2 separate regions of the Homo sapiens genome follow, and region 1 is linked to region 2. Evidence: chromatin contacts called from ENCODE Hi-C or POLR2A ChIA-PET data. All regions are on one chromosome and are shown on one strand. Each heading gives the region's core, a stretch centred on a gene start or an enhancer-like site at or near the end of the contact. The rest is flanking DNA. Distances are from core to core; before and after follow the strand shown.

Region 1 (3,648 bases), core at 745-3,244, 37 kb before region 2:
AGAAGAAGAAGGGACATTCTCAGCCCATGAGGGTTGGGAGAGAAGGAAAATGGGGTGTGGGGTAAGAGTAGGGGCTAAAGAAAAAGCATTTCTTTATTCAAAGTTGACATAAGTTCCTAACAAGAGAAATATCCAAGGCAAACGTTTTGGTATCAGCAACCTTTTTTTAGGCAGTTGAAAGAGATAAAAGTGACTCTATGTGTTTATTAGCATCAACTAAGGAAAGAGATTAATCAAGGGAGGAATTTTGTTTGTTTGTTTCTGAGATGGAGTCTTGCTCTGTCACCCAGGCTGGAGTGCAGTGGCGCGATCTCAGCTCACTGCAACTTCTGCCTCCCAGGTTCAAGCAATTCTCCTGCCTCAGCCTCCTGAGTAGCTGGGATTACAGGCGCCTGCCACCGTGCCTGGCTAATTTTTGTATTTTTTTAGTAGAGACGGGGTTTCACCGTGTTGGCCAGGCTGGTCTTGATCTCCTGACCTCATGATCCACCTGCCTCAGCCTCCCAAAGTGCTGGGATTACAGGCATGAGCCACTGCGCCTGGCCGAGGGAGAAATTTTAACCAATGGCTTTAAAGAAAGAACGCCAGTGTTTAGGAGATGAGTGTGTGGCAATGAGATGAGCACAGACCATATTTAAATCCCAGCTTGTCATTCATTCAAGCATTCATTTATTAATTCATATGCAATCATAAGGCACTGTGCTAAATGCTCAAAATACAATTGGTGAGAAAGACAAAAGTCCCAGTCTACTAGGAAAGTCAGAAGATAATCAAACGTTCATTAAAAATTGTGAAAAGTGCTGCAAAGGTAGCATAGCCAGGACTCCAAGGCATGACAAGGAAGTGACATGGCAACTGTGAGCTTAAGGATGCACAGGGTTGAGGAAGGCTGGGATGGGGTAGAGAAGTGGGCCTGTGCGTGGTTCCCCAGGCAGAAGTAATAGTTCATGGGAAGGTCTTGTGCCAGACAGGAGCATGGCACAGCAATGTGTGTTTGGAGCTCAGCGAGTTGAGAAAAAGCAGGACCACATGAAGCTGAAGACAGAGAAGGGATCAAATCACACAGGGCTGCTCTGGCTACTGTAGGGGATCTGGTCTTTGTGCTAAAAGCACTGGATAACATGAGAGGCTTTTTAGCAGTGGGGGTGGGAGTGAAGAGTATATATGTGTCACCTGACCAGACATGTACTTTGAAAACTTTGTCTTGGCTGTCTTGTGAAAAGATTTTGGAGTGGGGAGATCACCTGGAAAGCCATTGCAAAAATCCAGGCAAGAAGTGGGTGGAAGCTTGGGCTAAGGAAGGGGCTCTGCAGTTTCAGATAACCTATCTCAGTAGTGCACCCTATAGAAGAGATCATAAGACTCAAAGTTTAAGGTAAGTAACATGCAAAGTGTCTGGTTCACCATAAATGCTCAATATATATGGGGTATATATCCTTCCCTCCTGATGGGAGGCAGGCAGCTGGCACATGGACTGAGGTTCCTGTGCCTGTTAGACTTTGCTTTCTGAGGTGGTTTTTGTTTTATTCACAGAAGCAACCCTGTGTTTATGCAGGGAAATGGGAACAGGAAGCAGCCCGAGGCACATTGTAGAGAAGTTCCTTTCCAAAATATTTTTGAAGTATAAAAAGAGGATAAACTATATAGATCCTGGGAGTATCACATACACATACACATGCCACTCCCCACACAGCACCCATACACTAGTGTGAGCTTTGTTAGGTAAAAAATGGCATTGGTCTTTGCTCACAATAGGGACGGCCAGTGCCCCTAACTAAGAGGTCTTTGAATTCCTGGGAGTGCTCTCATATCTGTAGCTTCCTTGGGAAACTCTTCCCTTCTCTTGCAGCCAATCAGGTAATGAAAATTGCACAGGACTGTGATCCAGTAACCAAGATAAAGGCCTCTTGTGTTCATCCCAGTCTGTGCAATATCGGGTGACATGCTCTTCCAATGGAAATAGAGAGTGGCTGCCCTCCAACTCAGTGGAGAGGGAGAGAAAGCCTCCTCCTATTTCATGTGGTCAGCTGGAACAAAGCCTTCACCATTGGTTAGTTTACAAAGGGCACAACTAAGACAGACCCACACATTTGCATTCATCAGATGATGTTATTGTAAGCACAGTCAGAAATGCTTCTGGCTACGAGGAAAATGTAATTTTGTTATTTTTCCCTCTCAAACAAAGAAGGGCTTACCTTGATGCACTAAAATCAAACCACTCATTCCTAAAGATGAATTTGGGCAAGAACATTTTGCAAAACTTACTGTAGCATAAATGATTCTTGCCCTAAAAGCCTATAACCGCTAAAGAAGGTCACACTTCCTTTCAGTACCCAAATAAGGATGGCATTAACCACAGCTCCTTGATTATGGATAAATAGCTCCCTTCAAAGTGTCCCTTGGGGATTTCAGAGAGCTCCCAAAGGGGCACCCCAATCCAGTCTCTCAGCTGCGGACACCAGGCAGCACAGCCCTCTTCCTCCTCCTCCTCTGGTTGGCTAAGGTTACTTTTTTATTACAGAAAGAAAAATATGTTTATAAATTTGTGTGGCCTAAGTGTACAGTGTTTAATAAAGTCTGCAGTAGTGTACAGTAATGTCCTAGGCCTTCACATTCACTCACCACTCACTCACCGACTCACCCAGAACAACTTCCAGTCCTGCAAGCTGCATTCATAGTAAGTGCCCTATGCAGGTGTACCATTTTTAAACTTTTTATACTGTATCTTTAATGCACCTTTTCTATGTTTGGATAAATGTGTATACATTGCTTAATGATGCATTTCTCAGAACGTATCCTTGTTAAGCAAAGTATGACTGCATTAGAGGGTTCCTAGCAGAAAAGCAACACTCTCTGCCTCACCTTTTAACAGGGTCACATTGTTGCTATGTGGAAAACACTGCAGGGGTGAGTGTGACAGCAGACAGACCCGTTAGAGCCACTGATGTGCAGGTGAGAGAAAATGGGGTTTGCACCTAGGTGGTGGCAGTGGAGGTGGTGACGTGTGGTAGATTTCTGGATTCTGTAGAACCAGTGGGATTACCTGAGTGAAATGTAAGAAAATAAGAGGAGTCAAGGATGACTCCAAGTCCTCGGGCTGAGAACTAACATAGATGGAGTCGCCATCAACTGACATCACATTCCTTCAGTAGCAAATTAGCTCTGTCCATTTTGTTTGCCTGACTGAGCCTGAGCCCCACAATTATCACTTGCTAGCGATGAAGCCCTATCCTGGGAACAATGAAAGCTGTTTTCCCACCTGATTCACTGAAGATCATGCTTATAGCAAACAGATTACAGTCACTTGTCAGGTTAATAAGATAGCTTTGAAAGATTTTTTAAAGTAGCAGTTTTATAGCCAACAGTTTTTATTATAATCTAATAACATTAAAAATAAATTACTTAAAGGTGAGGAGAAAACTATTTCAGAAATATGCACTAGATAATCTTTGGCTCAAGGAAGAAATCAAAAGGGTGGTGTTTATTTGTTAACAGGCAATAAAAAGGAGAAACATAAAAGTGAAAACTAATGACCCAGCAATGGCTGGACTCAAAGGAAAATTTATGACCTATAATGTCCTTGCTATAGGAGAAGAAAATTAAAAGTCACAGAACTAAGTACTTGTCTTAAGGAATTAGTGAAATAAC
Region 2 (4,021 bases), core at 767-3,266:
GACAGGTGCTAGACAGTCCATTAATTTTTCTTACCTCTACAGTAAGGAAAAGTAGATGATAAAGTACAGCAGGCGGCACTATAATGCATATTTTTAGTGCTATTGTGAGCAAAAATGATAGAGAATACATGAAATGCTCCTCAAGTACCTTGCATACAATAAAGGCTCATTAAATATTGCTTCCATTTCATTGTTGACAGGTATTTCATTGCCCTCTTAAGCTTGCTCAAATTAAGGCTACGTGTTCCTTGAGCCAGAGAGCATTTATAACCTGCTTTTACCTGATGCTATTAACCAGGTTTCTTTCTTTTCTTTCTTTCTTTCTTTTATTTATTTATTTTTTTTCGGTTAAGAGACAAGGTCTCCCTCTGTTGCCCAGGCTAGAGTGTAATGGTGTGATCTCGACTCACTGCGGCCTCGACTTCCCGAGCTGAAGCAGTCCTCTCACCTCAGCCTCCCAAGTAGCTGGGACCATAGGTGCATGCCACCATACATGGCTAATTTTATTTTTATTTTTTTTGTAGAGACAAAGTCTCACTATGTTGCCCAGACTGGTATTGAACTCCTTGGCTCAAGTGATCCTCCTGTGTCGGTCTCCCAAAGTGCTGATATTACAGGAACGAGCCACCATGCCCAGTCCATCTTTCTTATTTCTCAAAATTTCTTAACTTTCTATTTCTCTCTGCGCATCTGCTCCACTTTCTTCTTCCAGCTGACCAGAATCCTCTCTGCATACATACTTCACTATGGCTTCCCCAGCCTCTTTTGTTATGACACGACTTTTTGATACATCTGACCTGCTGATGACTGGCTTGGATTCTCCACATTTCCCGGTTCCCAACAGTGGTAATCTGATTGGCCTAATTAATGTCTTTTCATGCCACTTCACATCCTATAATTGATAATTGGCTGCCTTGGGTTCAACCCACCCTTGGTCTCTAATCAGTTGTGGTTAGGGAAGCACCTTCTTATGGTACTCAATATGGCCACCTGGAAATGGGGGGCTGCCCGTGTGGTAGTATCCCTTAGAGGGGTGTGGCCAGACATACTGGTTGATATGGAAATGCTCTATTTCACTCTCCATCACTGGGATTTCCCCACTGAGCTCATCAGTCTGGCCCCAACAGAAAGAAGGTTTCCTCCCTTTACTTGCTACCATCCTTGACCTCTAGGATAGCTTCACCTAACTACAGGAATGCATATGATTAAAGGCTGTCAGAAGCCTGGTTGCTGAGGAAGTCTGCTTAGGCACAAGGCAGTGCTCAAACAGGGGAAGTTGCTGATAGTCATCCTCCTATAATTCCTGAGGAACCCATTCTTGGTCCAGATACTTACCATAACAGATTGATTTAAGTGCTTACTTTGCCAACACCTTCATAAATCAGTGTTTTTCTAAGTGGAGTTTGTTATATGACCTTGTTGCATTAGAATCAGTTTGGAATGCTCATAAAAATGTGGATTACTAATCCCAACTCCAGGACCTATGAATTAGAATCCCAGGGAATGTGTCTCAGGGATCTGCATGTTTATAGGCTCCGTAGATAAGTCTAACATACAGGAAGCCTGAGAAGTATTGCACGAAGCCACCTGTGAACCTCATGTATTTCAGACTGTTCTGCCCCATCCCCTAGACTTCATGAGAATTCCTCTGACACTTGACTTGTGGAACCTAGAATTTTTCTAGAAGTTTCCAGGCAGTCTGAGGTCCATCCAAGTATCCTCAGAGGCAGATGGTAAGAATGAAAGTTCCCACTACCATCTGTTCTGACCCAAATCCTTGGATTCAAACACAGAGCACCCATACTTTGCCCCTGATTTGACATTTCCCATGGGATGGCAAAGGGATTTACCTGGCAGCCGTTGTGCAATCAGCACAGATCCCCAGGCACCACCCTACATAGAGGCTCTTCTGGCTGACTGCCTGAGTCACAGCTCAATGGGATAAGCTCAAGAAGCCCCAGGCGGGTAGAAAGCAGTGCATGTGGGGCTGTGCCCCTGCAGAATCACAATGGAGCCAGTGTTTGCATTAGAGCCAGACAATGACTGTGATTCAAGGGACGGGATGCCAAAGCTGAAGGGTACTCTGGGTAAAGGAGAGGACCTGGGCCCCTTTCTTGGCTCAGTCTCTGCCTGGAAATGATTCCACTTTTGTTTTCAATCCTTTCTGCCTGTTTTTCATATTTCTAGGAGCATGAATAAGTGGTCATACATTGCTTCCAAGGGAATCACATCTTTTTCACATTTGACCCAAGAATTTAGACACTATACTACCCCACCGCATCCTTGTTATATATAAGCAAGATTTGTGCGTTCTCAAGATTCTGAAGAAAATGAAGTAATGTCCTTAACAATGGGTCAGAACTGACATCTAGCCTCTTGAGAGATGGCAGTCAGCATTGAGCTTTTTCATAATTTCTCACTGCGGTATATGGTGGATTTCTAGCTCTAGTCACTCAAGGTATTTTAATTTCTACTCAAGGACAGAACTTACCATTCGATTTGTGGGCATTTAATGGATTAGGTGCTTCATGGAGAGTCTTTCTTCGAAGCATCCATCTTTAACAGAGTCCAAGAATCTTCAAAGTAAGTCAAATGTATAAATATAGGTCTTACAATATGGAGCCTGGTCATTCAGTGAATAAAAAAATCTACTGTCCTCTCCCTTTCCAAACTGGAACTGGGTGAATTACATTCATGTCTCCAGCCCTGGCCTGAATATAACTCATCTAAAAAGATGCCCAAAGAGAAAAGAATTAACACAGGCCTATGAAAATAAGCTTTAATTCAAGAGAAGGAGAAAAAGGGGAGAATATTCTGGAGTAAAATGTAGATTTTTTTCTCCTTCTGAAGCAGATTTTTTTTGTATAAAATAAAAATGTTTTGGGAAACTATTTGCCTAGTGTTTTCAGTAAGATATTACTGAAATTATCCTACTAACTAGGAACAAGGCTTATTAAAAATACAACTAGCTAAATTAGTGTCTTATTATTAAAAGTGACTTTATAAGACTTAAAATGTAGTGCACATTGGCAGCCATTTTTGGTGTAGAAAATTAACAAATATAACACTGTAGAAAAAGTATATTAATAATAGGATTTAAAAAAAATTTTTTTAGAGACAAGTCTTACTCTATTGCCTAGGCTGGAGTGCAGTGGCATGATCATAGCTCACTGTATCCTCAAACTCCTGGGCTTAAGTGATCCTTCTGCCTCAGCCTCCAGAGTAGCTGGAAATACAGGCACATACCACCTCACTTGGCTATTTTTATTTATTTATTTTTTTTCGTAGAGGCAGGGCCTTGCTATGTTACCTAGGCTGGTCTCAAATTCCAAGCCTCAAGCAATCTTCTCACCTTGGCCTCCCAAAGTACTGGGATTATAGGCATGAACCACCATGCCCAGCCCTAATGAAAGAATAAATTAGAAAAATTATAACAGAAACAGAATAAAAATATAAATAAAAGATTAGAAATAGCTAATATGGAAAAGAGAGCCCAGGATCTATCTTATTAGTACTAGTGAGGAAGGGAAGCTAAAACAATAATAAATGAAAATAATCTTGACCTTACAAGCAAAATCAACCTAATTGAGTATGTATTCAATGCATTTTATCCAAAATAATCAACAGCTTCAAAAGTCCTTTTCAACATAAAGAATTATCTAATCTTAAAAAAGTAAAGAGGCAATTGACAAAACAAAAACAAAAAGTTGGCATTTTTTAGACCTTCCTTTCACAATAATGAGTGTTAAAAGGTAATAAGAAAGGTCCACAGAGATCTATAGACATGAAGTCCTTACCTATAAAATCAGGAAAATTATTAATTTATGTGACATAAAAATGGAAAGATATTCTTAAAAATGCAAGAACTAAGAAAATGTATGTCTCATTTACTCTTCCAGATGCTTACCAGAACATCATGAAATGAGCCCAAGGTAAGATGTTAAGACAAGTAGAAGAAAAGAACTGAAAACTAATACTAAAACCAGTTATTCACACAGACAATTATTATCAATGTGTTTAT

The links. A loop is a pair of places that touch in the nucleus more often than their neighbours do. ChIA-PET counts read pairs that join two places held with the same protein, here RNA polymerase II (POLR2A). Pooled maps may share reads with other maps.
Region 1: a map of dorsolateral prefrontal cortex shows a loop between it and region 2 (6-fold over the local background). The contact joins two enhancer-like sites. A Hi-C loop is called at or near these places in 3 of 168 maps with a recorded cell type or tissue (Calu3, HepG2 and dorsolateral prefrontal cortex), 12 of 37 single-sample maps with no recorded cell type and 6 of 50 pooled maps. POLR2A ChIA-PET finds 5 or more read pairs at or near these places in 5 of 52 experiments (A673, HEK293, MCF 10A and 2 more).

What each region holds. Positions count from the first base shown.
Region 1 is chr11:13,133,822-13,137,469 of GRCh38, reverse strand. No RefSeq gene overlaps it. Among named protein-coding and RNA genes, the nearest start is that of RASSF10, 130 kb to the right of the region's middle. Within about 2 kb of position 1,994, at least 3 of the 41 ENCODE cell types and tissues checked have a DNase peak (open chromatin) inside an H3K27ac peak, as active enhancers do.
Region 2 is chr11:13,096,191-13,100,211 of GRCh38, reverse strand. No RefSeq gene overlaps it. Among named protein-coding and RNA genes, the nearest start is that of RASSF10, 89 kb to the right of the region's middle. Within about 2 kb of position 2,016, at least 2 of the 41 ENCODE cell types and tissues checked have a DNase peak (open chromatin) inside an H3K27ac peak, as active enhancers do.